Linked DNA regions of Homo sapiens: regions 2, 3 and 4 are each linked to region 1. The links are chromatin contacts, found by Hi-C or POLR2A ChIA-PET in ENCODE. All regions are on one chromosome and are shown on one strand. The core of a region is the stretch at or near the end of the contact, and the rest is flanking DNA. Distances in the headings are between cores, read along the strand shown.

What was found. A loop is a pair of places that touch in the nucleus more often than their neighbours do. ChIA-PET counts read pairs that join two places held with the same protein, here RNA polymerase II (POLR2A). Pooled maps may share reads with other maps.
Region 2: a loop to region 1 is called in a map of CD4-positive, alpha-beta T cell, with 7 times the contacts of the local background. The contact joins the promoter of CSNK1E here to the promoter of CBX7 in region 1. A Hi-C loop is called at or near these places in 2 of 168 maps with a recorded cell type or tissue (CD4-positive, alpha-beta T cell and CD4-positive, alpha-beta memory T cell) and 7 of 50 pooled maps.
Region 3: a loop to region 1 is called in a map of CD8-positive, alpha-beta T cell, with 4 times the contacts of the local background. The contact joins the promoter of DDX17 here to the promoter of CBX7 in region 1. A Hi-C loop is called at or near these places in 1 of 168 maps with a recorded cell type or tissue (CD8-positive, alpha-beta T cell) and 10 of 50 pooled maps. POLR2A ChIA-PET finds 5 or more read pairs at or near these places in 3 of 52 experiments (H1, activated CD4-positive, alpha-beta T cell and naive thymus-derived CD4-positive, alpha-beta T cell).
Region 4: a loop to region 1 is called in a map of CD4-positive, alpha-beta T cell, with 9 times the contacts of the local background. The contact joins the promoter of TPTEP2-CSNK1E here to the promoter of CBX7 in region 1. A Hi-C loop is called at or near these places in 2 of 168 maps with a recorded cell type or tissue (CD4-positive, alpha-beta T cell and naive thymus-derived CD4-positive, alpha-beta T cell), 2 of 37 single-sample maps with no recorded cell type and 10 of 50 pooled maps.

Annotation. Positions count from the first base shown.
Region 1 is chr22:39,150,041-39,157,799 of GRCh38, forward strand. CBX7 (chromobox 7) reads right to left here and starts at 2,640. Exons shown (of 6, transcript NM_175709.5): 1 at 2,336-2,640. The coding sequence starts at 2,404. It also overlaps the pseudogene FUNDC2P4. RefSeq lists an enhancer at 2,218-2,799 and silencers at 2,257-2,306, 2,377-2,946.
Region 2 is chr22:38,312,291-38,320,011 of GRCh38, forward strand. It overlaps CSNK1E (casein kinase 1 epsilon), which reads right to left and starts at 5,143. Exons shown (of 11, transcript NM_152221.3): 1 at 4,870-5,143; 2 at 1,792-1,879. The coding sequence starts at 1,867. It overlaps TPTEP2-CSNK1E (TPTEP2-CSNK1E readthrough), which reads right to left. Exons shown (of 15, transcript NM_001289912.2): 6 at 1,792-1,879. The coding sequence starts at 1,867. RefSeq lists enhancers at 2,412-2,471, 2,542-2,711, 2,732-2,781, 6,583-7,487 and a silencer at 4,471-4,860.
Region 3 is chr22:38,503,464-38,510,579 of GRCh38, forward strand. DDX17 (DEAD-box helicase 17) reads right to left here and starts at 2,848. Exons shown (of 13, transcript NM_006386.5): 1 at 2,488-2,848. The coding sequence starts at 2,774. It also overlaps a transcript of DMC1 not described here. RefSeq lists enhancers at 1,913-2,804, 2,684-2,873, 2,805-3,696, 3,274-3,683 and silencers at 2,124-2,293, 2,324-2,593.
Region 4 is chr22:38,394,145-38,401,658 of GRCh38, forward strand. TPTEP2-CSNK1E (TPTEP2-CSNK1E readthrough) reads right to left here and starts at 4,771. Exons shown (of 15, transcript NM_001289912.2): 1 at 4,294-4,771. It also overlaps the pseudogene TPTEP2. RefSeq lists an enhancer at 3,500-4,283 and a silencer at 4,549-4,828.

The sequences.
Region 1 (7,759 bases), core at 1,390-3,889:
CCCTAGGACAGCACAGGAGTGCGTCTGGCTCCAGCCACCTCTGAGGCTCCTGAGGCCCAAGCCCAGGGCTCATGTCACACACTGGGAGCTGAGACTGCATGGAGGTGTGCATGCGTGGCCAAAGACCCACAGTGTCTAGAGCCCCAGTGCACAGGTGGGAACGCTTACTTTCTTTTTTAGATTGGAAGAGTCTCCAAATACGAAAACATTCCTCTCTGGGGTAGTCCCCACGCTCCTCCCCCATCTGCTGAGTCCCCTTTCAGTCTGTGAGTGGCTGCCTCTGGCTCAGAGGTAATGGGCCAGTGACTTGAGGACTCTCAACTCAAAAGACCCTGGCAGGACCCCATGGAAGACTGGCAAAGTCTCCACCTTCAGAAGGGGTGGTCAGCCCTGTGGTTGTTAGAAAGTAGAGCCAGGCCCCTCCCTTCCTCACAGGCTTTAAAAGTTTACAGTTACGGTGGCTCAAGCCTGTCATCCCAACACTTTGGAAGGCTGAGGCTGGAAGATCGCTTGAGCCCAGGAAGGAGTTTGAGACAAGCCTGGGCAACACGGTGAGACCCCTGTCTCTGAAAAAAGGAAATTAGTTGGGCATGGTGGCACTTGTCTGTGGTCCCAGCTACACAGGAGGCTGAGGCAGGAGGATCGTTTGAGCCGGGGAGGTTGAGGCTGCAGTGAGCCATGTTCATGCCCCTGCACTGCAGCCTGGGTGACAGAGTGAGATCTTGGTGCCAAGAAAAAAAAAAGTTTACAGTCCAACCCCATTGTGAGTGAAGCCCCTGCACGCCAGAACTTTAAGACCAAAATATGATACCTCCTCACAGAGGCTTTCCCTGGTGACCCTCTCCCATGCTGTCTCCACTGGCACCTTGCAGTTCTATTTCTGCAGAGCACACAGCTCCATCTGAAGGCATCTGTCTGTATCTCCTCATTCACTGTGTGCCGCCTCTGCAGAATGCCAGCTCCCTGAGGGAAGGGGTGGATCCCTGGGGCTTAGACTGGTGCCTGGTACCTGACCAACCCTCAATAAATATTTTGAGTGACTGGCCGAAGGAATGATGATCTCGCCCTCTTGTGCTACCCTGCGGGCTCCATCGTAGAGGGAGTTAGTGCTGTGCCTGCTTCAGGCTACACAGCACGAAAAGCACTGAGCTTTGTGGAATAAATCAATTCTCTTTTAAGTGGAGAAAACCCTAGGAAAAAGGAGAAGGAGGAGGAACAGCTGCCTCAATCAGAAGAGTAAAACCCCAAGCACAGCTGGAGGAAGAAAAGATGCTCCTGACCACCTTGACCTTCACCCTTGGCCCGAGATGCCAGGACTGAGTTTTCTCTATGGAGAAAGAAGATGGGCTGCCAATCAGCCCAGTTGAGCTCCTGCTCTACCTCCCTATCTAACTTGCTCGGTGACCTTGAGCAGGTCACTTCCTCTGCCTGGGCCTCAGTTTTTGTCTCTGTTAAATGGGAGGAGGTGACCCCCTAAGGCCCCTCCCAGTCGGCCTGGAGCCTCCCAAAGGGCTGCAGGGAGGAGGAGACAAAGGAAGGACAGTAGTGCGTACCAGGAAAGGAACTTCTCCCCAAGGATTTCCCCAGCCTTAGGCGAGCCCCCTCGCCAAACAAGTGCACGGGAGGTGTAGACGCCAGGCCCGGACAAAGTCTAGCCCCAAAGTGTGGGGTTCTGAAACCAGCAGAACAGACACCTCCTTAAATTGCAGGGTGTATGTTTTGAAGAAGGCAGATGGGGTAGGAGACTAGGGGATGCCCCAGCGCAGGGGGCGGGCTTCAGAGCCCTGGCCTGGGCTAGGAGTTGAGGTGGGGGTGGGGGCGGGGAATAGGGATGTGCTCGGGTGGCGTAGAGGGGGCAGGATCGGAAAAGGCCAAAGTCCAGCAGGAAAAACTTCAGAGGCCGGAGGAGACTTTTCCAAAGCTCCACTTACAACTTGAAAGGATTTGGTGCCAAGCGTCCAGAGTCCCGAGTTCAAAACCCAGCTCTGACCATAACGCGCTAGGCAAGTCCTTTCAACTTGGGCCTCAGTCTCCCCATATTTACAATAAAAGGGGAGCGAGGTGGGATGGCGCTGAGGATCCCTACGTCCGATCCTAATCTCCAGCTCAGGCAGGCTCGGCCGCCACTAGCATCCTGGAGCGACAACTTTTGTTCTACTCGCCCTACACGGTGGCAGGGAAACTGAGGCACGGGCTGGGGAGACGGGCCCAGCAGCGCAGGGCTGCCGGGGCCCCCGCGCCCCGCTTTCCCCTTCAGCCCCAGCGTGGAGGGAGCGGTGCTGGGGACGGGAGGGACCCCACTGGGGTCCTGGGAGCCGCCCCCGGGCAGCCTCACCTTCCGCACGCGCTTCTTCCGGATGCTCTCCACGGCGAACACCTGCTCGCCGATGGCTGACAGCTCCATGCGGGGCGGCGGGCGAGCGGGCCCGGGGCCGGGCCGGGCCGGGGGCGGAGCTGCGGGGCCGCGGCTGCGGCGCGCGATGCTGGGGCTGGCGGGGTCCCCGTCACCCTCGTCCGGGCGCGCACGCGCACGCGCACGCGCGCACACCCCCTCGCGCTCCCTCACGCCGCCGACGTTCCATTTTTGAACCTGCGCAACGTTTTCCTCGGCGCCAGCGAGCGAGCGCGCGCAAGGAGGGGGCGGGGCGGGAGCGCGCGGAACGGCCGCGGGCTCGGCTCGCGCCCTGAGGGTCAGCTCCGCCCCCGAGCCCCGCCCCCATCGGAACCCCGCCCCCGGGGCCCGCCCCCGCGGGTTGCGATTGGGCCGCGGGCCGCGAGCCGCGAGCGCTGCCGTGGGACTTATTTGGCTCGGTCACCGGCTGGGGCGGGGCGGAGGCTCGCGCGCCCCGTCTTGCTGTGACGCCGGGGCGGGACGTGATCCTTAATACCCAGGCGGGCGCCTCATAGCCTCCCGGTGACTGCCAGGGGCCGAAGTGGCAGGGCCCAGTGGAGCCGACGACAAAGTCAAGGCTCAGAGCGGGGAGGCCATTTGCTCACCTCCCGCAGCGGAGGAGACTGGGCCCGAGGCGCAGCCCCTCGAGTTGCAGGAGAGCCGGGACCCAAAAGGCTTCCCACCGTGTCCGGACGTCGCAGGGCCGAGGTCTCCCTAATCCGGCCTTCTCCGCGGCGCAGTTTGGCCAGTGTCTCCACGTCCGTCCACCCACCCCTCCATCCGCCCTTCCATTTGTCCATCCACCCGACCCTCGGTGGTCGGTGCCCAGACGCACGGGTCAGACGCGGGCGCTGCCTCGAGGGCTCCCGGGCCGGGCCCTCGTTCGCGGCAGGAGCGGCCGCGGTGGAGCTGAGGTCCCCCGGGGACGGATTTTGCCGCCGCGCTGCCCCAGCCTTCCCCAAACCCGCGTGTACTGGGCGCTAGGTGCTTAGTGGGGGCTCAACCATTTGTGGCACGAGACGAACTCTTGATTCCCCACCCCCCTTCCTTTTTCGCTAACGCGCCTCCATTCCTCACTGGGAGCCCGGCGTCGTCCCTGCTCCTTCCTGTACTGACCCCAACTTCTGTCGCTCCGGCATCCCCTCGGGGACTCGGGTCTGCCTGCCCTCACCGCACCCACCTCCCAGGTTCGCCCCGTCTTTTCTCTGGACCACAGCAGAGACCTCGCGGAGCTGCCCTCCCTCCGATCTCAGCCACACAGTGCCAGAGTGTGCTTCTAAAATGCAGATCTGACGGGGTCACCCTGTGCTTAAAAATTTTCCTCCCTATTTCCCTCACAATAAAATCCAACACCTCTTTCTGGCACATAGAAAAAGAGAATAATAGATTCACACCTGACTTTTCATCAAGAGCAACAAAGCCAGAGAGAAAATAACCATCATCTTAGAATTATATATTCAGTGAAAATGTATTTCAAGAATTATGTACCCAGTATGAGGCACATGTATCCAGAACGTAGGTGAAATCATAGCACTTACAAATACAAAAACTTAAGAGTTTGCCACTGGTAGACCCTCCGGAGGGAGATTCCAAAGCTGGAACTTCAGGCAGGAAAAAGATGATCCCAGACGGAGGTCTGATGCAACTGGGAATAAAGAAAAATGAAGAACAGCGATAGTGTGAAACAATAACAATGACTTCTGGATAAAAACAGATTTAAAATACACAACAGTGATGGCATTTACTTGGGTGAATGGAGTTAAAGTGTTCTAAGATCCTTATATTCTTCAGGAGGAAGGTGAAGATAGATACCAAATACACTTTGACGAATTTAAGAATCCAGATTGTCATTACTGGGATAAACACTGTAGGACTGGAAATACTGTGTATAGTTATCCAAATTATTGGAGGAGGAAAAAGAATGATTAAACCAACCCAAACAACTGTAAAGCAGGCAAGAATGGAGAGAAAAATAAATACAAGACGGGGCAGGGAGGGGACAAATAGACGATAGCTATAAATTCGAATATTTTGTGATTCAATAAATGCAACTAAATATTGCAGTTAAAATACAAAGATTATCAGAATGCATAAATAGCTAGATGCAGTTTACAAGAGAAACCCACAAGAGACACTTCCAAAACATAAAGCTAGTGATGGTCAAAAGTAAACACATGGGGGGAAAATACCACGCAAATGCTAACGAAAAGAAGGCTGGTGCAGTTATTTTAATATCGAGGGAAAAACATCACTAGAGATAAATAAGGTCATTTCATAATGAAAAGTGTCCAATTCACCAGAAAAATAGAACAATTTCACATTTGTATGCAAATCATCTTAAAATATAAGAAACATGAAGAAGACAGCTAGATGGAGAGATAGACAAATCCACAATTATAGTGGGAGATCTTAACACTCACCCCTCCATAAGTGGTAGGAGAAGAAGAAAAATATTCAATAGTATATAGGAGATTTGAACACAATTAATAAACTTAACTAATGGACTTCATAGCACACTGTTATCTACCATGGTAAAATACTCCCCTTTACAAGACATGGAATACTTACAAAAACAGTTCATTTCAATAAATTTCAAAAGTCAGAAATAACAGAATACATTCTCTGACCACAACACATATAAGCTAGAGATGAATAATAAAAAGTTCACTTCAAAAGCCCCATATGTTTGGAAAGTAAGAAGTATGGGTTTTTTTGTTTTTGTTTTTCATTATATTTATTTATTTATTTTGAGACAGAGTTTTGCTCTTTCACCCAGGCTGAAGTGAAGTGGCACGATCTTGGCTCACTACAACCTCTGCCTCCCAGGTTCCCAAGTAGCTGGGATTATAGGCACCCGCCACCACCCCCAGCTAATTTTTGTCTTTTTAGTAGAGGTGGGGTTTCACCATGTTGGCCAGGTTGGTCTCGAACTCCTGACCTCAGGTGATTCAACCATCTTGGCCTCCCAAAATGCTACAATTACAGGCATGAGCCACGGAAGAGGTACGTTTTTATGTTAACTAGCGGTTCAAAAAAAAGAAATTGTAATGGAAATTATAAAATATTTTTAACTGCTCTTCCGCTGTCGCCGTGGGAATGGAAATCTGTCCCTCGTGCTGGAAGCCAACCAGTGGTGATGACTCTGTGTGCCACTCCGCCTCCTACAGCGCGGATCCTCTGCGTGTGTCCTCGCAAGACAAGCTCGATGAAATGGCCGAGTCCAGTCAAGCAAACTTTGAGGGAAATTTTGAGTCGCTGGACCTTGTGGAATTTGCTAAGAAACAGCCATGGTGGTGTAAGCTGTTCAGGCAGGAATCTGGACCTTCCCCGAAAAGTGAAGGGTGGCAACCCAGCCGTTCATTGGGGGTGTCACTGAATGGTGCACGGGTTTCATATCCCAGAAGGTTGGAAAGTTGGCTGTAACAGTTGTGGGAGGTGTTTTGTTTTTTTCTCCTTCAGCTTGCAAATCATACTGGGTACATCAAAGTTGACTGGCAACGAGTGGAGAAAGATATAAAGAAAGCCAAAGAGCTGCTGAAGATCCCTTAAGAGCAATCAGATACCTACCAAGGTCAGGAGCAAAGCTGAGGAGGTGGTGTCGTTTGTGAAGAATGTTCTAGTGACTGGGGGATTTTTCGGAGGCTTTCTGTTTGGCATGGCATCCTAAGGAAGATGACCTTATTTTCATTGTTCTTGTTTTTTTTCCATCCAGCAGTCTCTACACTCCATCATAGGACATCAAGTCTCTCCTCTTCTCCTGTGCCTTCCTCCCTGCTGTAGCAAATCCGAGTGGCTTCTATAAGCATCTCTTGGTACAAGTTAATGTGGCCCTTGGCCAAGTGCGGTGGCTCATGCCTGTAATCCTAGCAATTTGGGAGGCCGAGGCGGGTGGATTGCCGGAGCTTAGGAGTTTGAGACCAGCCTAGGCAATATGATGAAACCCCATCTCTACTAAAATACAAAAAAAAAAAAAATTAGCCAGACGTGGTGGCAGGCACCTATAATCCCAGCTACTTGGGAGACTGAGGCAGGAGAGTTGCTTGAACCCGGGAGGCGGAGGTTGCAGTGAGCTGAGATCGCGCCACTGCACTCCAGCCTGGGTGACAGAGTGAGACTCCGTCTCCAAAAAAAAAAAAAAAGTTAATGTGGCCCTACCATGAGCTTGATGGTGGCAGAAGAGGCAATAGTTGTTAGGTCTCCTCCCATACACCCCGTATGTGGCCAATCTGTAGGTCAGCAAGAAGGTTCCTTTTCCCCCATGCAAGACACTTACCAGATCACATTGCAAGATGACTCGCCATGGAGGATGAGCAGACCCTGAAAGGTTGTCTCAAACTGTTGATTTGGAAAAGAAATAAGCACATAGATAAACTTATTGTGTGCTGCATGGAAAGGAACTGAATACATTTGCCTTTAAGCATGAAAAAAATATTTTTAACTGAATGACAATAGAAATATTACATAGTAAAAATGTTGGGCTATGGCTAGTGCGCTTCTTAGAGGGAAGTTTATTGCCTTTTGTGCTTATATTAGTAAAGAGAAAAGGCTGAGAGTAATGAACAAGCGCTCGTTTCAAGAAGCTAGAAAAAGAGCAGCAGAATAAACCAAAGAAAATGAAAGGAAGGCAAGAGTAAAGGTACAGGAGAAAATAGGCCAGGCACAGTGGCTCACGCCTGTAATCCCAACACTTTCGGAGGCCAAGGCAGACGTATCACCTGAGGTCAGAAGTTTAAGACCAGCCTGGGCAACATGGCAAAATTCCATCTCTACTAAAAATATAAAAATGAGCAGGCTTGGTGGCTCGTGCCTGTACTCCCAGCTAGTCAGGAGGCTGAGGCAGGAGAATTGCTTGAACCCTGGAGGCGGAGGTTGCAGTGAGCCTATATCATGCCACTGCACTCCAGCCTGGGCAACAGAGTGAGACTCCATCTCAAAAAAAAAAAAAAAAAAAAAGAAAGAAAGAAAAAAGAAGAAGAAGAAATGGTAAAGAGAAAATAATGAAATGGGATCAGCAAAACCAAACATTATTTCTGTGAAAAGACTAATGGCATGGACGACTCCTGTTGAAATTGATCAAGAAAAAAGAGAGAAAACACAATTAACTAATATCAGTAATTAAAAGTTACAGAACCTGTAGACATTTTAAAAAGGAAAATAAAAGAGGATATTATGAATAGTCTCATTACAATAGCGTAAAAATTTGAATGAAAGGGGCAAGTTCCTAGGAAAATATGCCTTACCAAAATGGTCGCAAGATGAAGAGAAAACCCGAATGAGTACCATCCCTAGTCATAGTACCAAATTATGAAATACTTTCATAGCCAGTTACTGACCATTTGAAACACTTTCCAGCCTTCACATGGAGCA
Region 2 (7,721 bases), core at 3,893-6,392, 840 kb before region 1:
ATGTTGCCCAAGTTGGTTTCGAACTCCTGGACTCCAGCAATCTGTCTGTCTTGGCTTCCCAAAGTGCTGGCGTTACAGGTGTGAGCCACCGCACCTGGCCATCCCGGCATTTTTCTATTCTGCTGTGAGGCTACTGTGCATGTCTGTGCATGTCACAATCCCCATTTTCTCATTGGTTTGCTTGACTAGCCTTCAGTGAACACCCACTGCGCTGGGCACTAGCAGATATTACCAAATGCCTGCCTCCCCGGGAGTAGCTTGGGGTCGCAGAGAAAAACCTTTAAACCAGCTGCACCACACACTCTCCCTCCCTCTGAGCTCCAGGGTGTCCATAGGGGAGGCTCATCTACTAAGCACTCAGCAATGAACTGCACATCTGGCTGGCACTTTAGAGTTTACAAAATACTTTCCCATCTGTCATTTCATCTCTGCCTTGGAACAGTTCTTGGTCAGTCAGGCAGCATTATCACAAACTACAGATGGGGACACTGAGGCACAGAGGAGCTGCATGACCTTCCCACAGCCACACAAAGCCACGTCTAGAACGCAGAGCTAGACGTCTAACGTCTCCCTCGGCATGTTCTGTCTTCCACGCTCTCACTCATGTGGAGGGCTGTGGGCATACAGGCTGCTTCTGCCAGTTTTCTAGAGCGGTCTTGGGAGGCCAACTTGACCATCTGTGCCTCAGTTTCCTGATGTGCCAAACAAATAATCTGGTACTATCTCTAGGGGCTGCAGAAAGTACCCTGCAAGGAAGTGGTCAGGGAACTCCCAGTCTCCGTCCCCGTCTCCATTGAGGCTTCCTTAGCACATTTCATACTCCAAGGAACCCTAACCATGGGGTAACAGAAACCCCGAAGTTCTGAGCTGATGGACACGACACACAGACTTGGTGTTCTCTGCACTGGACAGAGCTGATTTTCATTTTCCAAGGAGGGTAACCAAGGCACAGAGGTGTGTCTAGCCTGCTTCTGAGGGTGCAGGGACAGGAATGAGGATAACTCGTAGAAGGGCTGGCCACCTCACTCCAGCAACTTCAAGCCTCCACCCGCTAATCCACAAGCACCAACACTAAATACCTTCCCTTTGGACCAATAAGCACAAAGGAAGGGCCAAGACTCATGACCGTGCCCCTCAGAAGTGGCACTGAAAGGCGCAAGCCTCATTTCTCCCAGGCCAAGGGGAGGACTGAGAGGTCAGTGATTTGTTTAAAATGCAACATCACAGCATACTCATACTTTCAACAGGAAGCACATCCGGAGAGAAAAAGAGAGAGAGAGAACTCCCTAATGAGGAGACCGCATCCCCCCACCCCACCCCCGAGGTTACAGGGGAGCCTGCGTCATCCCAAAGCCTGCCTGGGCTGGGTTCCAGGAGGCCAGGACATAGAGAGGGGGGCCTGGCTAGGGGTCCAGCAGCAACCCAAGTCCCTTCTATCTACCAATATCCTTCTCCCAGGAAGCAGGGGAGAGGATGTGAACCCCGCCTGGGTTTTCCCACACCCAGCTGGTGACCCAGCTGACCCGGGACACTGAGGCACAAAAGAACCGCATGACTCCTGCAGAAACTGGAGCTAAAAATACCCTCCAGTGCCCAGCCTGGCCTGCGAGAGGAGCCCCCTGGCCTGCCTCCCGGCAACCTGCTGCTTCCTTCCCCATCTGGGATGGCCCTGGGGCAAATCATGCCCCTGGAGCCACATTCTGACTTCAGATCCCCAAATCCTGGGGTCTTTCCTCCTCTTGGTCCCATGGGCTGGCCCCAGGGGCTCCAGCTGGAGCTAGGAACACTTACCCAGGTAGATATCTCCGAAGGACCCGCTCCCGATCTTCCGTCCCAGGCGGTACTTGTTCCCCACACGTAGCTCCATGGCTCACTCTTGCTGCAGAGGAAGCAGGAACATGAGGGTCAGCGACGTGGGGAGCCGGGAAAGGGGTCCAGTCCACCAAGGCCAGGCAGAGCCACCAGGAACTCGAAAACCTGCATTCTCGAAGACCACATTCTGCAGGTGTCAGGTGGCCCACAGCCTGCACTCCACACACCTGGGGAACAGCTAAGGCAGGCTGAGGACAGGTTTCAGTGTGGCCAGAGAGGAAGCAGCCAAGCAAGCATGTCTTTGGGGGATGCTCATTCAGGGGCCCCTCAAAAGAAGCTTCTCAAGGGATCACAACGGGCATCAGCCCTCTTACACCTCCTACCCCCCAGGCTCCCACAGCCTGGCCTGGTCTTCCCAAGTACTGCCCCTGCCCAGAGGCCAGACCTCGCCAGTGCCCAGCACGCCTTGCAGGAGAAAGTCGCATCCCCTACTGGGGGGAAGGCAGAAAAGAATGCCCTCGACCATCCACCTTCCAGCCACCTCCCCATCTCTACGTCATGACACCAAGACCTCACACGGAGGCCCATAGCCGCTTGGATAAACTGTTTGGAGCTGGCGTCCTTTAAGACTAGGAGGGTCTCCTAAGAGGGCCCTCATAGAACAACAAAGGGGACTGAGCCAGGGTTTTAGCCGCCTGCCCCGGATGGGTGGGAGGAGGAGTTCTGATGTGAGCAGCTTCTCTCCTTCCTCAGGGCCAGGGGGGAGCCCTCTGCTCTGGCCTGGGGCAGAGGAGGGACCCCTCTGCTCTGGCCTGGGGCAAAAGTCCGGACACCCTGTTCCTGGTCAGCAGAGGAGGAAACTGAAGGCCTGGAGGCAGTGCTGCCGTGGGGACAGGGACCAGGGACTGCAGTAAACAGGGGGAGGGGTGTTTACAAGAGGACCAGCATCAAGGACTAGCAAGAGGGAACTCCTTTCACAGACAGGGTACTCAGGCTCACAGAGGCCATGCCACCTGTCCCACACCACCCTGCAGATGGTACAGCCTCGCCGAGGACAGGGCTCCGGCTGTCCCACCTGGTGGTCTCCCACACTCACAAACAGGGCAAAACAGGAAGACTGCAGAGCAGCTGTGCTGGCACAGAAGATCAGCCCCTTGCCCGTGCCAAGTGCTGCCCCCAACAACCAGGCCAGCCTGGGAGGGAGATGGATTCCAGGGACAGTGGGCAGATCCCAGGAGAGACAGGGAACCCCGGCACCTGGCTCCCAAGGAGCTCACCAGCCCTCCACCAATAACCACGAGGCAGGGACCTCCACCAGAGCTGGCCAAACTCTGGGCTCTCAATCAAGGGCCGCTGCCCATATGCTTGGCCTGTCTCAGCTGAGGTGCCACGCTGCCAGGGGAACACAGTCCACGTTTGCAGGAAACCCACACGCCACACATCCCACGTACACACACGTCCAGCTTCCCGAGTGTGTACACTCCAACGGAAGAAAGAAAAGCAGGCACACACAGTGAGCCCTGTTGGGGGGTAAGGGGGGGTGTGCACGCAACCCCCCCCCAACACCTCAGTCCACTTTCTGCCAACACCAATTCAGAGACCACACATGGCAGCCAGGAAACCCGCAGGTTAGGAAAGGAACATAAATATACCCGCATCCTATATTACATAAATACCCACGCCGGGTTATATAAATACCCGTGCCCTCTGTCTGGGTGTCTTACATAAATATACTGCACATGACCCCCCAGTCTCTCCCCACTCACCGGCTGTCTGCAGAGAACGAGAGCGGGAAGGGGCAAGCCCTTCAGGACCCCCTGACTGCTATGTGCCAGCCACCCAGACCCCCAGTCGCTCCCCAACACCCCAGGGGTCCAAGGTCCCTGGGGGAGCCTAGACTGTCCCGGCACCAATACCCAAAAAGCCTCCCAGAGGAGAGCAGAAAAGCTTCATTCAGGAATGGAGAGGCTTTTCAGTTCTTTTGCTGCTTCTCCCATGGGGGAGGGGGGGAGATAAACAAAGTGGGGGGAAAAGTGGATATAAAGGTTCAAGAGTTTCAGCAGGTTAAAAAAATTAGACAAACTACCAACCAGCATGGCACACGGGCAGTGCTTCTTACTCCCCGAACACCATCGCCTACCCCTGAGCCGGGGCCCTTGTCCCTCGGACGATTAAAATAAAAATTGAAGGGACATCATAGAAACGAAGGCAAAGGAGACCCAAACACAGGCATTGCTTGGAAGCAACTTGAGACACTTGTGTCCCCTTCTCCTCTCTCCAAATCCTTCTCCAGGAAGGAGGCTATGCCAGGAAGAAAATATGCAAGAAAACTAAGGGAAAAGTTGGGGAGGGGGCTCACCCCACTTCGAGTTAGGGTATTAACAAGAGCTTGGGAATCCTCTAACGACACCCAGACACTGTTTTGCGTTCCTTAGAGACTTGCAAGACATCAATCTCTCACACAAAAATGGGAGAATCCGATCCGACAAATAACCCCCACCCCTTTCTTTCTCTCCACAAAGAAAAACAAATCAGTGGCCTGGTGACCACACACCTCTTCACCTTAGGACCCCCAAACGCCCGTCATCCAACGAGCGGGCGCAGCCTTGCGAACCCCCAGGTCCGGGCGCCGGGGCCGGGAGAGCAGGGGGCGCCGGTGATTGTCCGATGAAACGCTACGCGGGCCCGAATCAACAGTATCCGGCGCCCAGCACCCCAAGCCCCCTCCCTCAGCGTCCCCAAATCACAGCCGGGGTGGCCGCCTGGCCGGCCGGGGCCTCGGAGGGCCCAGCGGGGGGAAGCGGAGGCAGGCCGGCCGGGGGGCCTCCCCCGCGAGCCTGCAAAATAACAGGCCCCCTCCTCCTCGTCCCCAGCCGCGCCTTTGTCCTCGCCGGGCCGAGCGGGCGGCGCCCGGGCTGCCCCCCCTACACCCCAGCGCGAACGCGCGTGTGTCTGCCCTCCCTTCCCTCCCTCTCCAGCAAAAACAAAGAGGCTGAGGGAGCCCGATTCCCCCCAGGTTTGCACCCTTCCGCGGGCCCGCGGCCCCCCGATATTTACCCCGCCGGGAAGGCGCCGATGCCGGGCCACTGCTCGGGGGGCTGCCGCGGGCGGGGGCGGCCCGCCGGGGCGGATGCCGGAGGATTCGCGGAGCCGCCCGGCGCGCCAGCCTCTCCCGGCCCAGCCGCCGCCGCCGCCGCCGCCGCCGCGCTCCGCTCGGCCCCGGCCGGGCTCTGGCTCTGGGCTCTCGCCGCCGCCGCCGCCGCCGCCGCCGCCTCCCTCCTCCCGGCCTCCTGCCCGCCCGCCCGCCCCCGCCGCCGGCTCGCGCGCTCTCGCACCGCGCGCGCCCGCCGGCTCCCATTGAGCCCCGGGCCCGCCCGCTGATGTCATCCCCGGCCCGCCGCCGCCGCCCCGGAGGATTTAAAGGGCCCGCGCCCTCCGCGCTGGGGGCCGCAGCTGCGAGACGCAGTTCCCCAGCCTCAGTGCAGGCGCGCGGGCTTACGCGTGGGGGTGGGGGAGCACACAGATACTGACACCCTAATGCAGTCCAGGGCACAGGTGGAAAAGACGGGGTGCGGGGGGGACAGAGGGAAGAGGAGGGCGCACAAAAAGCGGAGGTGAGGGGATGGGAGGGGAGGGTCTAGACCCAAAGTCTCCTCTCCCCGCCTGCCAGGATCTCTCTCCTCTCCAGGCAGAGCACTGGGCCCCTGCGAAAACAGGCGGCTATTCACGACACTGCAAAAGATGTTAGACTGCTGGAGGCTCAGTCCGCCTCCAGGTTCCGAGTGCCGCAGAGAACACAGGCCAGGTTGATTCAGGGCAAGAGATTTGAGGAGACAGCTAGGGATGTCGACACAAGGCCCAGAAAGGTAGCCTGGGCTCATACATTCTCCTCCCGTGGAAAAACGAAGGGCAAAGACCTCTTCTTCTTTTCCCTGAAGCTCAAACTGTGATGGGCACAGAGAGGACCCCTCAGATCCCAACCTCATTCTCCCCTGTTGAAGGAGGGGTGCCACAAGTACCAAAGCACCGACACTTGAGTCTGGGCTCCGAGTGGTGCACGTTTAGCCAAGCCACCTCCCAGCTCTGAGCTTGGGTTTCCTTAAACAGCAAATGGGAGGAAGGACCCTGTCCTCCCCAGGTCACAGAATTAATAAAAGCTTCTACCGGCATGCAGAGCCGCGATGAAAGGTTGCAGAACAAAGTCATTAAAGTGATGATATTTACACTGAGCCATGCAAAGCTTCCAATTATGACACACCTATATTCACACAGTTGTGACTGTGGACACGCAAAATGCCTGAGGCCCTGCGTCCAATCCCGGAAGCACAGTTCCTGGGAGGAGTCACTTCTATAATAGCCGTATCTTCCCTCCTCGAGGCTGAGGGACTGAGTCACACACGTGTCCAAACGGGCAGGAGCCCCACAGACTAAGTCCTTTCGCCGGCCAGGAAACTGGCCCAGAGAGGGGAAGGGCTTTGCCCAGGACCACAAAGCCCAACAGGACAGCTCTGTTCTCCCAGCGATCACCAGGAAACTGGGTCTATCTAGAGCCCATTTCCAAGAGCAGGAGAGTGAGAAGCCTCCTCCCAGGAGGGCCTGCCTTCAGTGACACCTTTGCCAGAGCAGGGGGTCACCAGCCAGGTGGTGGGCTTTACTTGGCCTGCGCGGTGCTTTCTGTTGTTGTTTTGTTAATTAATCCCCAAAGTTTTTTTTTTTTTTTTTGCTTTTTGTTTTTGTTGGTTTTGAGATAGAGTCTCGCTGTGTGGCTCAGGCTGGAGTGCAGTGGCTCAATATCGGCTCACTGCAACCTCTGCCTCCTGGGTTCAAGTGATTCTCCAGCCTCAGCCTCCCTCCTGAATAGCTGGAATTACAGATGTGCACCACCACACCTGGCTAATTTTTGCCCAGGACCACACAGTATTTTTAGTAGAGACGGGGTTGGCCAGGCTGGGCTGGAACTCCTGACCTCAAGTGATCCGCCTGCCTCGGCCTCCCAAACTGCTGGGATTATAGGCGTGAGCCACCATGCCTGGCCACTCCCCAAAGTTTTAAAACTGGAAGATTTCATATTTCAGATCCAGATTCCCTGTTTCTCTGGGGGCATTAGGAGATCCGGTAACTCTGGGCCCAAGTTCTCAGCCGGCCTGAGCGCCACCCCACCGCCACCCATTTTGTTTCTTTCCTCACATGAGCCCAGGCAGAGAGGCCTGGGCACAATTGAGCAGGGGGTGAAGTCTGCCCCTGTGTCCTCCAGTCCTTACCACCCCTAACCTTCCAACCTGGGCCCTGCTTCCCAAAGCCCTCCTCTTCTTCAGCACTTTCAAGGCAACCAGCCCTGGGAGAGGAGGTTATTTGTTATCTCATTTAATCCTCTCAAACAACAACAGATTACACTGTATTCTTTCAGAGAAGGAATCAGGCTCCTCCCAGTGCTTGCCTAAGGGCACAGATCAACCTCTCCCTTAAACTGGGCCTGGCTGGAACAGACCCCCTGCCCCTTCCTAACCCAGCCAGATCGCCAGGTCTGACTGCAGCACGTTCACGTTCTCCCCTCTGCATTCAGGACTTGTAACCACACCTCCCACCCCAGCACCCCCACCCCACCCCCTGCCCCAGTTAAGATCCTGCTCAGTTCCCTGGGCCAGCCAGGCTGAGGAGCCCGGCTCATCCCCAGGCCTGCTAGGGAGCCTCCCTGCCTTGCCATTGGAAGGACATGCTGTTGTCCACTGCCTGAGTTGTGGGCCCAAGTCCTTGTCCTTCCTATCCCTGGAAGACCTGTGTGTGGGCCCTTCCAAAGAGCTTTGCAGTGAAGCTATAAGGGAAGGCAAACCATGACACAAAACCCAGCTGAGGAGGGGAGACTGGTCCAAAGTGAAAAACAAAACCTTACGTGTTCCAGCAGCCCCACA
Region 3 (7,116 bases), core at 1,598-4,097, 650 kb before region 1:
CAAGACATTCTATTCTACACTAAACATTTAATTTGAAACATGTGGTTCTTGGAAAATATGCCGTCTTCCATGTTTATAATTAATGCTGACATAATTAATGACCTCAAAATTCAAGAAAGCCTTTTACTTTTGAGCATATCCATGCCATCTTTAAATACGCACACTGTACTCTCTGGTATACTATGCTGCTCAAATGTTTTTATCCGGTCAGTAATTAGTTTAATTTGGCTTTACAAAAAAATTCACCTTTGAAGTCATATATTAACATTAAAAACCATACTACTTCAAATGTACAATGCCTATCATTTTTGCATCACACATGTGAAATACATGAACTGACCTCACCTATTCCTTTTTCAAAATAACCACCACTTCAACTGTGTAACACTCAGTTGAAACAACAGCAATTCAAATAATCAAGAACATTTCTTGGGAAAGGGAGAGTTGGGGCACAGATCTTATGAAAGAAGGCTAGTTCGTTTGAAATTTTTAAAAAATGTCATCTGATACTCAAAGTATGGATCAGTAATTCACTTTTTTCCTTTCAAATAACTTATTAAAGCATATATATGGTGAAAGGAAATATTAAACCAAACACCAATGGTAAAGAAATAGAACACTATTAGTAACTTGTAGCCCCTCTATGTGCCTATTTCAAGCTTACAACTTTCACCCTAATAACCACTACCTTGAATTTTGTTAACCACTCCCTTTCCTATCATATTTGCACATATCCTTAATTAAATGTGTCACCCTACCACAACGTGCTTTTTAACTCAACACTTCTGTGACTTATCCACATTAATCCAAGTTCTTTTCTCTTTTTCACGGCTGATTCAATTGTACGAATACCCACAATTTATGGAGACATTTGCGTTGTTTCCAATATCCTGTTAGCACGAATGCTGGTATATAAACTTTTCTGTACAAGGATCCTGGGGTACCTGTGCAAGGATTTCTCTAGGCATTACAGTCTAGGGTATAAAGCTTAGGGAGGAATTGCTGGGTCGTTTTCAACTTTCCTAGATAATCTCAAGTTCTTTTTCTAAGTCAATGAACTGAAATTCACTTCTAAACTTAGCAATACTGTCACACGCGAAGCAAACATTCCACCTCTCATCCTCTAAACAATGAGATAAAATATTTTCCTTCCTAATAAGGTATAAATCAAAATAATTTTGTAAAAAGTGGCAACTGAAGTGCTTGAGACTAGTAAATCCAGCAGTTGTGGATCTGAACCACAAAAGACAAAAACGTTTGGAGAAAATATCGTTAACAGAGCGCCTACTACAGTGAGACTATTACATCCATTATCTCTTAATTCCTGACAACACAGCAAAGTAAAGGCAATTATCACGTTCCTCAGAGGAAACAGGCTCACAAAAGGTAGGATCTTGACCAAGGTCACACACACACATATCAAGTGGCGTCACGTAACTCTTTGGGGAAGCGGGGGGGTCGGGGGAGACGGAGTTTCGCTCTTGCCACGGGCTGGAGTGCAATGGCGCGATCTCGGCTCACTGCAACCTCCTCCCCCCGGGTTCAAGCGATTCTCCTGCCTTGGCCTCCCGAGTAGCTGGGATTACAGGCATGCGCCACCAAGCCAGGCTAATTTTGTTATTTTTAGTAGAAACGGGATTTCTCCATGTTGATCAGGCTGGTCTCGAACTCCTGACCTCCGGTGATCCGCCCGCCTCGGCCTCCCAAATCGCTGGGATTACAGGCCTGAGGCACCACGCCCGGTCCACAATACCAAGAACTTTCTAGCGAGGCAGAATAGTTGACGCTGCAGTCCAATTAGAGAAAAAAGGCTGAAATATTAAGATTAAAACTAAAGTAACGACCCAAAAACCCATCCTTCCCCCAAACACGGTCATTTAGATGGCAAGCAACTCCACTGCTTTACATCCCAATGCATTTCCTCCGACTTAAAATATAACTGAAGAGAATTAAAATCTATTTCTAAAAATGAGAAGTTGGTCTTTTCGTCTCCCGTGCCTTAAACAGTGAACTCTGGGGAGAGAACGTCAAGGGTGCCATTTCGTGTAAGGCTTTCCTGGGCTGAAGTGTTCTCTCAGGAAGATCCGCGTTTTTCAGATGAACGCCGAGGCCTGGAGACATCGAACAGCCCGCCCGAAGCGGCCCGGCTCGAGAGCCGGGAAACCAGGCGAGGCGCCAAAGCCCGGGCCTGGGCTGATGCGGCCAGGCCGCCCCTCCCGATCCCCCGCGGGGCTGGGATGGGGCCGGGCCGCGCCACGACGGCCGTCCGCACGGAGAGGCCCAGCGTCGCCAAGCGGCCGCCCTCCTCGGGTCCCGAGTGACCCCGGGGCCGAGGTCCGCGCACGAAACCGCTGTCTCGCCTCGAGTCGCCTCCCCTCGCCTCCCGGGTCGAGAGCAAGGCTCCCAGGCTCGCAGTCCGCCGGGCCTCCCCAAGAAGCAACTCCCCCACCCCCACGCCAGGCCTCTCCTCTCCTCCCCCACCCTTACCCTCCACGGTCACGATCCCGGTCCCGGTCCCCAAAGCCTCCTCCGCGCATGGTCCCAAAAGGATAGAGATCTGGGAGCGGGGCACGGATGGCCGGGCTCGGGAGGGCCTGCGGCTCCGGTCTGGTGACGACCGATGGCGGCGGCGCCTCCGCTGTTGGGGCGGCGGCAGGCGCAGCGCTCTCTCGCTCCGACGCGCTGTCTCCCGTCGCAGACGCCACCGTCGCCGCCTCTCTCGTCGGAGACGGGAGCAAAACACAGAGAATCGGGGCTACAAAGCCGGTGGGCAGGTTTGGCTACGCTCAAACCGGGCAGTGCCGCGGTTTAGGCGTCTCCTTCCTTCCCAGCGACTGCACAAAATGGCGGCCGCCGCTGAGTCGGCTCCAACTTAACGCTGCGTACGGCGGAGACGATACGTAAACAGCGCCTCGGAATAGCCCGAGGGCTCCGCGGGGAACTACGGGTATTCTTGGAAGCACTTTACGTCAGTTGCGACGATGGGTGTATTTTGCGGTCTGTACAAGAAAAACAAAGTACGGAGCGAGCGTAGAGTTCTCGCGCCACCCGAACTAGAACGTGGGATGAGGTGGGAGGAAGCGCCTCTGGTGCGACGTAACATTCTTTGCGTCGTTAGCCGGCCTGCTGTTGCTAAGATGCGCAGTATGCGTAACGCATTCTGTTTAGAGAATAGAGGATTTTGCCTGATTCCGATCTCGGTACAGACCCCGCGGCCGGCTTGAAGAAGTTGCTTTGCAGAGACAATAACCGTCCTCCATATTGTTATCAAGTTTCAGAGTCCTCTGGCGCCAGAGGCCGGGAGGGTCTTAAATTCCGTGGCTGGCCTTCCTATATGGCGCCGCCAGCCCTCTCGCCCCACCGCCCTGGGCCCGCTGAGAATGGCGGCGGGCCCCGGCGCCATTTCCTTTCCGTTGCCTTTCGCTGCTCTGTCTCCGGCAGCCATGATGGAAGAGCCGTGTCCCTTTCTTTCCGGAGTTTGTGAGGTGGCGATGTCCCTTCCAGGTTAAAGTGCCCTCAGCTACATTTGGTTCACACTGAGGTGCATTTTCTGAACCGTATATTTTTACCGTCCCTGGCCGAGCACAGCTGTTGCTAATACAGAAACAAAATGTGCTTGGAGGCCAGGCATGGTGGCTCACGCTTGTAATACTAACACTTTGGGAGGCCGAGGCGGGAGGATCACCTGAGTCCCGGAGTTCGAGACCAGCCTGGCCAAAATGGCAAAACCCCGTCTCTACGAAAAATACAAAAATTAGCAGGACATGGTGGCGGGTGCCTGTAGTCCCAGCTACTTGGGAGGCTGAGGCAGGAGAATCGCTTGAACCCGGGAGTCGGAGGTCGCAGTGAGCCGAGAACGTGCCACTGCACTCCATCCTGGACGACGGGGCAAGAATCCGTCTCAAAAAAAAAATTGCTTGGAGCCCCAGTGGACTCCGTGGGCCCTTTGCTGCCGTTGAACGGCGCTCCTCAGAAGGCCCGGAGAAGACCCCAGCACTCTCAGGAGAACAAGGTTTCAGAGCGATGGTCTTTAGACACAGAAAGGGCGAAGGCTAAGGACAAGTGTTTAACCAGGCTAGTCCACGTTCTCCGCTCAATTCCTTCCAGACTGGCTTCCCTCTCCTTACCTGCTTCCTGTCGTCTCAAACTGCATTTTGAAGCCCCGCAAGCTTGGCCAAATGGCGTCACACGACTGTTGAGCTGTTAGGGCCCTCGAGACGGGCCCATCTAACGTCTCAATTCAACAGATGGGTAGAAGCGGGGAGATTTGGCCCCTCAGTGTGGGTGCTGAGTGTTTGTTTCCCAAATTTTTGGGAACATAGCATAAGAAAAGGAGCTTCAAAAAGAAAAAAAACATGGACCACTGATTTTTCTGTGGTTATGTGTTCTTTTTCCCCAAGTACGTTCTTAACATTGGCAAGTGAACCTCTTAAAGTGATTGAGACTCGCCTGGGTCATATTCTTTTTCTTTTTTTTGTCTGGAGTGCAGTGGCACAATCTCGGCTCACTGCAACCTCTGCCGCCCGGGTTCAGGCAATTCTCCTGCCTCAGCCTCCCGTGTAGCTGGGATCACAGGTGCTTGCCCTCGCACTTGGCTAATATTTGTAGTTTAGCTGGGGTTTCACCATCTTGGCCAGGCTGGTCTTGAACTCCTGACCTCGTGATCCACCCGTGTCGACCTGCCAAAGTGCTGGGATTACAGGCGTGAGCCACCGCACCGGCCTGGGTCATGTTCTTTTATTTACACTGTTAACCTGCCCCAATCCTCATCATCTCTTGCCTGGATGACTGCGCTCGCCTCTTTTTAATCTGCCTGCTCCTGTCCTTGCTCACTCTGAATTTATTCTTCACACTGCAGTCATAGGGGTCCTTTTATTATGTCACTTTACTTAAAATTTTCCAGAGGTTTCCACTTGAAAGAAAAGACAAAGGCCTTACAGTGGCCTACAAGCCCTTGAGGATGCAGCCCTCTTCTGTCTTTCCTCCTTGTTCTACTCTAGCCACACTCGGCCTCAGGGCCTTTGCACTCGCTCTTTACTCTATGTCAGCAAGGCTAGATACCTCAGTTTAGGTCTGTGCTCACATGTCACTCAATCAGGGAGGCCTCCCCAGAACCCAATGCAACACTGCATAACCTGCATACTCTCCTCCTTCACAAGTACACATGCATTCTCTCTTTTCCATTTTTCTTTGCTTTCATTTGAATTAGTAACTGCTTGACATAAACACTTTTTGTCTCCCTCCTAGAGCGTAAAATCTGTGAGTGCAGGAACTTACTTGTTCACCACCGTGACCCAGTGCCTACCTGGCACAGTGCCTGACCTTTTAGCCATTCGACCACGCCATACCCTTGTCCAGTGAGTCTGTGACTGTCCCTTTGTGTTTCTGGGCCAACTGACATCTCAACGGCTTTTGTTTTTTGAGACAGAGTCTCGCTCTGTCGCCCAGGCTGGAGTGCAGTTGGCTCACTGCAACCTCCGCCTCTTGGTTTCAAGCGATTCTCCTGCCTCAGCTTCCTGAGTAGTTGGGATTACAGGCATACGCCACCACACCTGGCTAATTTTTGCATTTTTAATAGAGACAGGGTTTCACCATGTTGGCCAGGCTGGTCTGAAACTCCTGAATTCAGGTGATCTGCCTGCTTCGGCCTCCCAAAGTGCTGGGATTACAGGCGTGAGCCACCTTGCCTGGCCTTTGTCATCAACTTTTATTTTAATTCTGGGGTACATGTTCAGGATATACAAGTTTGTTACACAAGAAAACGTGTGTCATGGTGGTTTGTTGCACAGATCAACCCCTTGCCTCGGTATTAGGCCCAGCATCCGTTAGCTATTCTTCTCGATGCTCTCCCTCCGCCGACCCCCAACAGGCCCCAGTATGTGTTGTTCCCCCGCTCCATGTGTCCGTGTCCTCTTCTGGGTCTTTGATAGTCTTCACTGATGCTTTCTGCTCACGCTCAGATAATCTGCATTTTCACGTAAGATAAAATAATCATAGAGCAGAGGCAGCAGTCAGCTATGTGTTTGTTTCAGGCGAGCAGAGGGATGACTTTTTAGTTTTGTCCTTTGTCCTGTGCTTGTGATGGTAAACCATCAATGTACATTGTCGGGGTGAAATTCAACGGAACTGTTTTAGTGTAAAGATCTTGGAGGCCCACAAGGAATTTCTTTGTGGGCAAATTGTGAGAGGCCTATGTAGCTTTTTTTGTTTTTTGTTTTTTTTTAGAGACAGAGTCTCACTCTGTCGCCCAGGCTGGAGTGCAATGGCGCGATCTTGGTTCACTGCAACTTCTGCCTCCTGGGTTCAAGCAATTCTCCTGCCTCAGCCTTCTGAGTGGCTGGGATTACAAGCATGCGACATGACGCTAATTTTTATATTTTTTAGTAGAGACTGGCTTTTGCCATTATTAGCCAGGCTGGTTTTGAACTCCTGACCTCAAGTGATCCACCCACCTTGGCCTCCCAAAGTGCTAGGATTACATGGCCACCGCATCTGGCCTTCATTATATATTACGGTGTAATAATAATATAAATAGGCCGGGCCTAATAGAAATAGTCTGGCTAACATGATGAAACCCCGTCTCTCCTAAAAATACAAAAAAATTAGCTGGGCGTGATGGCGCATGCCTGTAGCTACTCAGGAGGCTGAGGCAGGAGAATCGCTTGAATTGGGGAGGTGGAGGTTGTAGTCTTAAAAATGGTATTTACAGGCTGGGCACAGTGGCTGACGCCTGTAATCTCAGCACTTTGCGGGGCTGAGGTGGGCAGATCACTTGAGGTCAGGAACTCGAGATCAGCCTGGCCAACATGGTGAAACCCCGTCTCTACTAAAAATACAAAAAATTAGCCAGGTGTGATGGTGGGCGCCTGTAATCACAGCTACTCGAGAGCCTGAGGCAGGAGAATGGCTTGAACCCAGGAGGCGGAGGTTGCAGTGACCCAAGATGGCACCATTGCACTCCAACCTGAGCGACAGAGCAAGACTCTGTGTCTAAAAAGACAGAAAAAAGAGAAGTTTCCTCTAGAGCGCTGAATGACAAGAGACAATGTGGAGAGAGAAGTCTCATACTTACAAGTATATCCTGCCAAGACCCCAGATATACAAGTGAGGCCATCC
Region 4 (7,514 bases), core at 3,521-6,020, 750 kb before region 1:
CATTAAGTGATATTCAATAATCAGGCTTCCTTCACCCGAATTCAAGAAATTTCCTGCCGTCTTTGTGTAATAAACTTTTTTCTTCCATGTGCATTTTAATTTTAACACCCCTCCCCGCCGCAGAATCTGGAAAAGAGGTGTGCGGATCAAGACCCCTCCACCCGCCATTGTCTCAAGTTTAATTTACATGCTGTAACCAAACCCTTCACTCTTTCGAATATTTAACAAGATTGAGATTCCTTTAATTCCATGTTGGTAGCTGTTCTGTAAATACCTTTCAGGTTTTTATTTTTTAATATCCCAGTAATCTAAAAACTATTCTGTTGTTAGATTTCAATTGAAGGAACTGGATTTAAAATCTTATTACGTTTATTTTATCAGTGGAATACTCAGTTTATGCAACTGTCTCATGTTTTTCATTCCTACTTTCTAATTCTAAGGCTTGAAAACAGCCATTGCTCAGTCCTTCAGCTTCACCTTCCCAATTCATTCATTAAACATTCTGCTCAGGGATTAAACTGAAATGGGAAATTAGGAAAGAACCATTTAAAACAAATCATACCCAGCAACCTCAAAATCTATAACATACAGGCCATATGGGCATACAGGAAATGGGACAATTTGAATTTTTTTTTTTAAGCAAATGGAAACAAAGCTTCATATAAAACATAAAAAGGGTCCAATCATTTACTTTCAAATAGAGTCAGCTAAAAGTAGCTCCTTTTTTAAAGTGGCATCTTTCAGGCAGTCAAGAGTCATTAAAACTACTCCAAAGTTCTTATCAACCAATATCATGTTTGTGACAACTGTGAGAAAAGAATGTAATTTTATAAAGTGGGAAAACAGCACATCTTTTGGGACCCCTGAGGCTCTAATCAGGCATCTCAGAATTAAGAGTGCTCCAGGGTTGGGAAATGGCTACCCTGCTGTGGCGAAAACATGCCATTTCATAATAAACGTTGTTAAGAGAGAAAAAAGTGATAAGCATGTACCTGCAATGAGGAGATAGAACGACTTAGTCATTGCCAGGCCATTATATTCCTTAATTATTTCATCAGTCTATAAGTGACTTGATGATTAAGTCTTATTTTCAGATTTCCTCCAAAACAAGTCCACTGGAAGGGGATTAGGGGCTCCTACTCCTCCCTGAACTTTTCCTGCCAAAAATGGAGGCTCACAAAGAAAATGCAAATCTACCCCCACCTTAAAAAAGTAAAGGCAGTCAAAGTCAAAACCTTCACTGCTCCTCCTTCCTCCCCTACTACGTGGAAAAAAATTTTGACCTGTTACCAAAATAGATTCCTCAGGGTAAAGGGGAGAAAAGTTTTCTACAAATTTTTTCTAAGTGGTGTATTAGTTCCTTTTTTTGAGTAAGAAGTGAAAGGGAATAGGAACCCAACACAACTGCTAAACTTCGATCTCACAAGTTATTAAAAAACAGCAAAGGTCAAACTGCAAAGCGTTAGAAAAATGTGAAGACAAAAGGATTAAAAGAGTGGGACACTAAAGAAAAAAGTGTGTGTCCTTCACCAATAAAAGTCGTATCTTGTCCTCTACTTCCTCCTTCTGTAGGCAAATAAAGACAATTCTAAAGGACTAGCTTTCCTCATCATGCCAAATAATTAAAATTCCAAACAGATTATTAATCCTATTCTAACAATTAAAATAAATGATAAATCTGCCTTGTAACTACTGACAACTGTATTTTAAATAACTTACGGCCTCTTGAATTTAAATATAACCGATTAAAAATGGCAGCAACATCAGGGTTAAGAAACAAAATGAAACACTATTAGTCTCCAGAATATTGAACAAAACAATATCTAAAATAAATATGACTTCTCAGAAGGAAAAAAGTTATCTACCATTAAGGACATACCTTAAAAGTTCTTAGCACACATTAAGTAAGCACAAACTAGTGGCTTGCCTGTTATATTTTCAGACAAAAAGCAATGAGGTTATTCCTCTGCACTTGTCACTGCAGACACATAAAGGCTTTTAGAAACTACATCTATTACTCATTGTCTAAGTATCATAAAACTTAGCATTTTAAGTCTTGTTTGATATCAATCAAGAAAGAACATCCACTTCAGGGGAAAGAAGTACAGTAAAATAAGAACATTGTAAATGTCCCTCTTGACATATACAAAAGAGAAGGTAAAAGGCCTCCTAAGACCCCTACCTAGTGGCCAGGCCTGGACGGCAGCTGTTGCTACCTCACCTTTTCTTTTGTTGAGCTTAATCTCATGTCAAGTCATTCAACCAACTCAAAAGCGATGAAGACATTATTGAATCAATCTGAACTAAATCAGACCTAGGCTTCTTAAAACATACAGCTTAATGCTTCCAAACGATCTAGAAAACTAAGAAACCTAGCTACGCTGTAGGACACACTTTCATATGCGTCCGTGTGAAGAGACCACCAAACAGGCTTTGTGTGAGCAACATGGCTGTTTATTTCACCTGGGTGCAGGCGGGCTGAGTCCGAAAAGAGTCAGCAAAGGGAGATGGGGTGGGGCCATTTTATAGGATTTGGGAAGGTAATGGAAAATTACAGTCAAAGGGGGTTGTTCTCTGGTGGGCAGGGGTGGATCTCACAAAGTACATTCTCAAGGGTGGGGAGAATTACAAACAACCTTCTTAAGGGTTGGGGTCACGGCACCAAATTTCATACACGTCCGTGTGAAGAGACCACCAAACAAGCTTTGTGTGAGCAATGGCCTGGCCTGGGCTCAGAGGCCTGACACACACAGTGGCCAATTATACAGGACCCCCAAACTGGCCAGTGGACCACTGCAACCGCCATTTACTTTCTCCGCTGCAAGCACCATAGGCTGATTCAGGAAGATAAACTGAGGCTCAAGGAATTTCGAAGTGGAACAATACACCAAAGCCTTAAACCTGAAATGACTATCCTTTTCTGGGGGGTGGGGGGGAAAGAAAAAGAAAAAAAAGTTTCTGGGGCTCTCAGGGTGGCCCAGATGCCAGGGTCCCAGAAGTGGCCTTTTCTAGCTCCTGTAACTAAACCTGGCGGAAAACTCCCCGCCTGCTCACCCCATCCGCCCAAGAATGCGCCTTCCCGTCTTCGGTGGCCCTACCCAGAATCCCAAAATGTGGATTCCAACCCAGGCCCTGAACGTCTTCTCAAATCCCCGGGACTTACGTTGCGGCGCGCGCCCCGCTGTCGGGTCTTGCCCCTCGGGCGGTACCGCCCAGGCAGCCCTAAATCCAGCCTCCCAGGCCCCCAGCAGCGCCCTCCGCCCCTCCACCATCCCGTCCGGCTCGCAGTCGGGGCCAAATCGAGAGACAAGAGGGCTGTGCCTGAAACTGAGCGGTTTCACCACTTGGCACCTCCTGGCAGAAACTTCCCTTTAAAAAAAGAAAAGAAAAAAAAAAAAAGCAGCAGCACTTTTGGGCTAGCATTTCAATCCTTCCTGCCCTTTAGAGTTCCCAGTTCTGCTTCCAGCTGCCTTTGGGTGTTCCACTACAATTGAGTTGTAAAGATATTCTTTAAGTGTTTATAGAACATTAAGACTTAAGAAAAATCTTTAAAATTAGAGGAGGGAAAAAAAAGCCACCTTATCGCACACATCCAGGAAACGCAGCCCCGTGCATCCCTGCTCAGGGATAAGCAGGCGCCCCAGGACTCCCGGGGACAGATTTTTGGGCACCCGAGGGAGTCACCCGGCGCACCTCGGGGTCCGCGGAGAGGCCCAGCCCCTCCCGCGGTCCCTTAGACGCGCCCTCCGCCTGGCCCGTGTGGACCGTCCCGGCCATTGTTTACGGGGGAAGCCTGTCCCGACGCATTGTTTTGGCCATTTCCAACTTCCCCCGGCCCTTCCCGGGGTATCGCGGGGGACCCTACGCCAACGTCCCCCCTCCGCCCGCGCCCCAAGGGCCGACTGGGCAAATTGGGAGACCCGCCCCGCGGGGCGACCCAACTTTTCGGAACAGCCCCCCACCGCCCACCCCCGCAGACCCCCGGACCCCCGCTCCCGGCGGAGATTCAGGGAACCCCGCACCCCAAGCCCTTCTGAATCGTGCGGCGTGAGTGTGACGGCCAAGAGCGGATGCAGCCCGGGATCGCCCGCACCTTCCCGCCAGCGGAAGCGCAGGAGCCGGCTGGGGAGGGGGCGCCCTAGAAAGAGCAGCTAGAAAGCTGAGACGGGGAACTGAGGTCATCCTGGGGGGGGACAAGACAACGAGAGCCGGGCGCCTCGGGGGCGGCGCGGGAGCCTCCGCAGGACCAGGCGGGCGCCCCGGCTGGCGCGGGCGGGGGGCGCCCCCCTTTACCTGTGGCTCCGGCCCCTCGGCCATTTCCTCGCGCGGCGGCTGCCGGGACTGAGCTGACTCCACTCGGGCCGGCCGGGTTTGAAAGAGGAGGAGCGGGCGCGGAGGGGAGGGGGCGGGGAGGGCGGAGGGAGGGAGGCCTCGCGCAGTTTTCTCGGCCTTTTGTGCGGACACCTCCCGGATTCCGCGCCCGCACCCGGCCCCCCAAAAGACACGGGGAGCCGCAAGCGAGGGGTGCAGCCATCTGCCGAGGCGCCTAGTGCCTTCGCGCCTCCAAGACCCCCAACAAAAAAGGAGCGTCCCGCACCCCCACCCCCGCCCGGAGGATTTAGGGGCCGGGCTCACCTCGGGCGCGGGGCTAAGTGCAGGCGCGGGGGGGGTCCCTAGAGCCGCCAGGGCGCGGCGCGTCCGGCGCTGGGGGACTGTTGGGTCAGAAAGTGTTCAGGGAGCAGCTGCTGCGCCCTCCCTCGGCCCGCCGCTCGGAGACGCCCCGCCCCGCCCCACCCCGCCCCCGCGCCCACGTGACTAGCATAGGCCCGCCCCCGCTCCGCCCCCCGCCACAGACTCCGCCTCCGGGACGCGAGCGAGCGGCGAGCGCGCGCACTCCCAGTTATCGCTCGGCGACTCCCGCGCACGCACGCGCCGTGCCACCCTCCCCGCGCCCCCCGCCCCATACCCCTACTCCCGCCATCCGATTTAACGTGGCGGGCGAGCGCCGCGGCGGTAGCCGTGACAGGTACCCGGCGGGGGGGGCGGGGGGGGCCGCGAGGGTGTGCGCAGGCGCAGACCCGGGTCCCGTCCCCGCCGCCCCCTCCTCTGCAAGGTGTGCCCGGGCGAGGGGAGGGGCCCGCGGCCCGAACTCCTGGGTCACCCCGAATTACAAACAAAACCTTAACGCCGTTGCTCGCGGGTTAGAAGGCAGCTGTGCGCGAAAAACACCTCAGATTTTCTTCAAGCGTGAGGAAGGTCGAGAAGATAAAGTTTTTAAATGAGTATCTTCAGAAAGCTATTTAATTGTTCTGATTTTTTTTTTTCTGAAAGGACTGGGCTTGCGCTATTCTAACTTGAGATTTCTAAACTTAGACTAGGTTCCAAGAATCTACTTGGTTTTGATAGAAATCCATTTGGAGGAAACCGGGGACAAAAAAAAACAAAAAACCGCTACCCTTTCCCCTCCTCCCTACGCACAACTCATTTAAATCGTTTCCCAACTGTTTTTTTTTTCTTACTGAAAAAAAGGACAAAAAAAATCCTGATTCCTAAGGCCTGTGATATTTCCCCATTTTAAGTAAGCCTCGAGGAACCACAGACATAACAAACATATCCACAATTTTTCTACCCCAAAATGCAAACTAATGCAAATGTGAAATGGATCTATGCAAGTCGCTACCAACAAAATAGCCAAATATTTGTTTTTTTACTGGCCTTCGGCATATCCAAAATGAAAAAACTTTAAAACACATCAAGAAAAGCATTTAAAATATCTATTTCCTAAATCAAAAGAAAGAACGCACTACAGAAACGATCCGGAGCTGGTGAGCAATGCAATCTTAATAAATAGGAAAAGGAATTTGAGAAGACAGCTCAGCAAAGGGGAAGAATTTGCCAAGTGTCATGTTTTGCTGTCATTTTATATATAACTACTAACCCCCCATATGGTCTGGTTAGTCTTTTTTAAAAAGGAAGCCAATCAATTACTCACAATTAATTAGCAGTGCCGGTAGATTCTTAGGCCAGCACTAAAAAACTAAATTGGGTGAATTTTTTTTCACTCAAGTCCACTGATATTGATCACTTTTAGTATTAGGAGTCCTTTTCTGACAAAAGATGAATACCTATCTTTAAAATATATTTTTTAATCTTATTGTCACATTCTAAAACACAGTCCAAAAACACTTCATAAACAAGAAACTTCATTTAACTTTATGAAAACAAATGACTATGAGCCTTGCTACACAACAAAGAAACTATGAACAAGTGCAACCAGGTTGAGCCTTTAAGTGTAGCCTCATTCTACATGTTAATGGATAACCTTTGAACTCTGAGAACTTGAATGCTGTAAACACAATAGCACTGACAGTTAAAAATTCCAGTGTCAAAATCGAGCAAAAAGAAAAGTCCAAACTTTTCAGGGGGAATAGGGAAACAATCAAATATTTTGACAAATAATCGTTTCAGTAAGAACAAGGAGATTCCTGGCTCTCAGACCTTGTTGCTACTGAATTATTTTCTGAGCAAAAACGGTTGTGCTTGTTTTCCCCCTGTGCCCTCCAAAGCTACCACTTTGTTCACATTATAGCATCATGATTTGTTACTGTTTCGCTGCCTCCCTCAAAAAAAAAAAAGTGCCTTATTATGTTGTAGCTTTTAAAATTGAAAGATGATTATATTCACTGATCTATCCGCTAAGAGTTTTATTTATATGTGATCCTCCTTATGTTTGAGCAAAGAATTACAAAGAACCTTGTCCTGGAGTCGTGCCAACGAAACTGGGAAATCGTTGCAAAATTCTGCCAGTGACTGACTGCTGGGTTGCAAATACATACTGTGTTTTCAGAAGAACATAGAGGGATCTGAATTCGTCCGGGAGGGCTTCCCTGAGACACATTCTTCCCTTAGAATGTGAGACTCATACCTCCCATTTATTTGGAAAGCATGTATAGTTCAAACAATTAAAATATGGAAACTCCAAAAGTAACAGGAGAACACTGCAAACATTTGGTTTTGTAATAAAAGCTAGAAACTCATAACTGCATGAAGTGAAAATTGAAAATCGAACGTTGGTCTTCCTATGCTTAGCTCCACCCACAAGAAATCCAGCTTTGCCATCACTCCCTTCCTAGGCCATCTCTAAAGGAGTCAGGTGCTACTAGATGCCAGCAAAAAAAACAAAGAATGGAACCAAAAGAGAAGCTCTGCACATGGTACTTGGAGAAGGGGCAGAAAAGCCCCACTTCACCTTGGTTCAATGCAGCAAACATCAGCTACACCTCATTTTTCACAATTGTCCAAACAGCTCAGGCAGAGCTGACGAGGAGGGTCAGCACCTTCTGCCACCTCCTGCTGCTGAGCTGTGCACCTGTCCCGCAGTTAACTTTCTCTGAGCTGAGTCAACCTGAGCCCACCTGTGGGGAGCCCAAAGCTTGGTGGAGACAGATGCCAGCTGGGGCCCTTTGTTGGGAGAAGCTAAAGGACCTGGTGACTGCATGTGGGGGCAAGAAAAG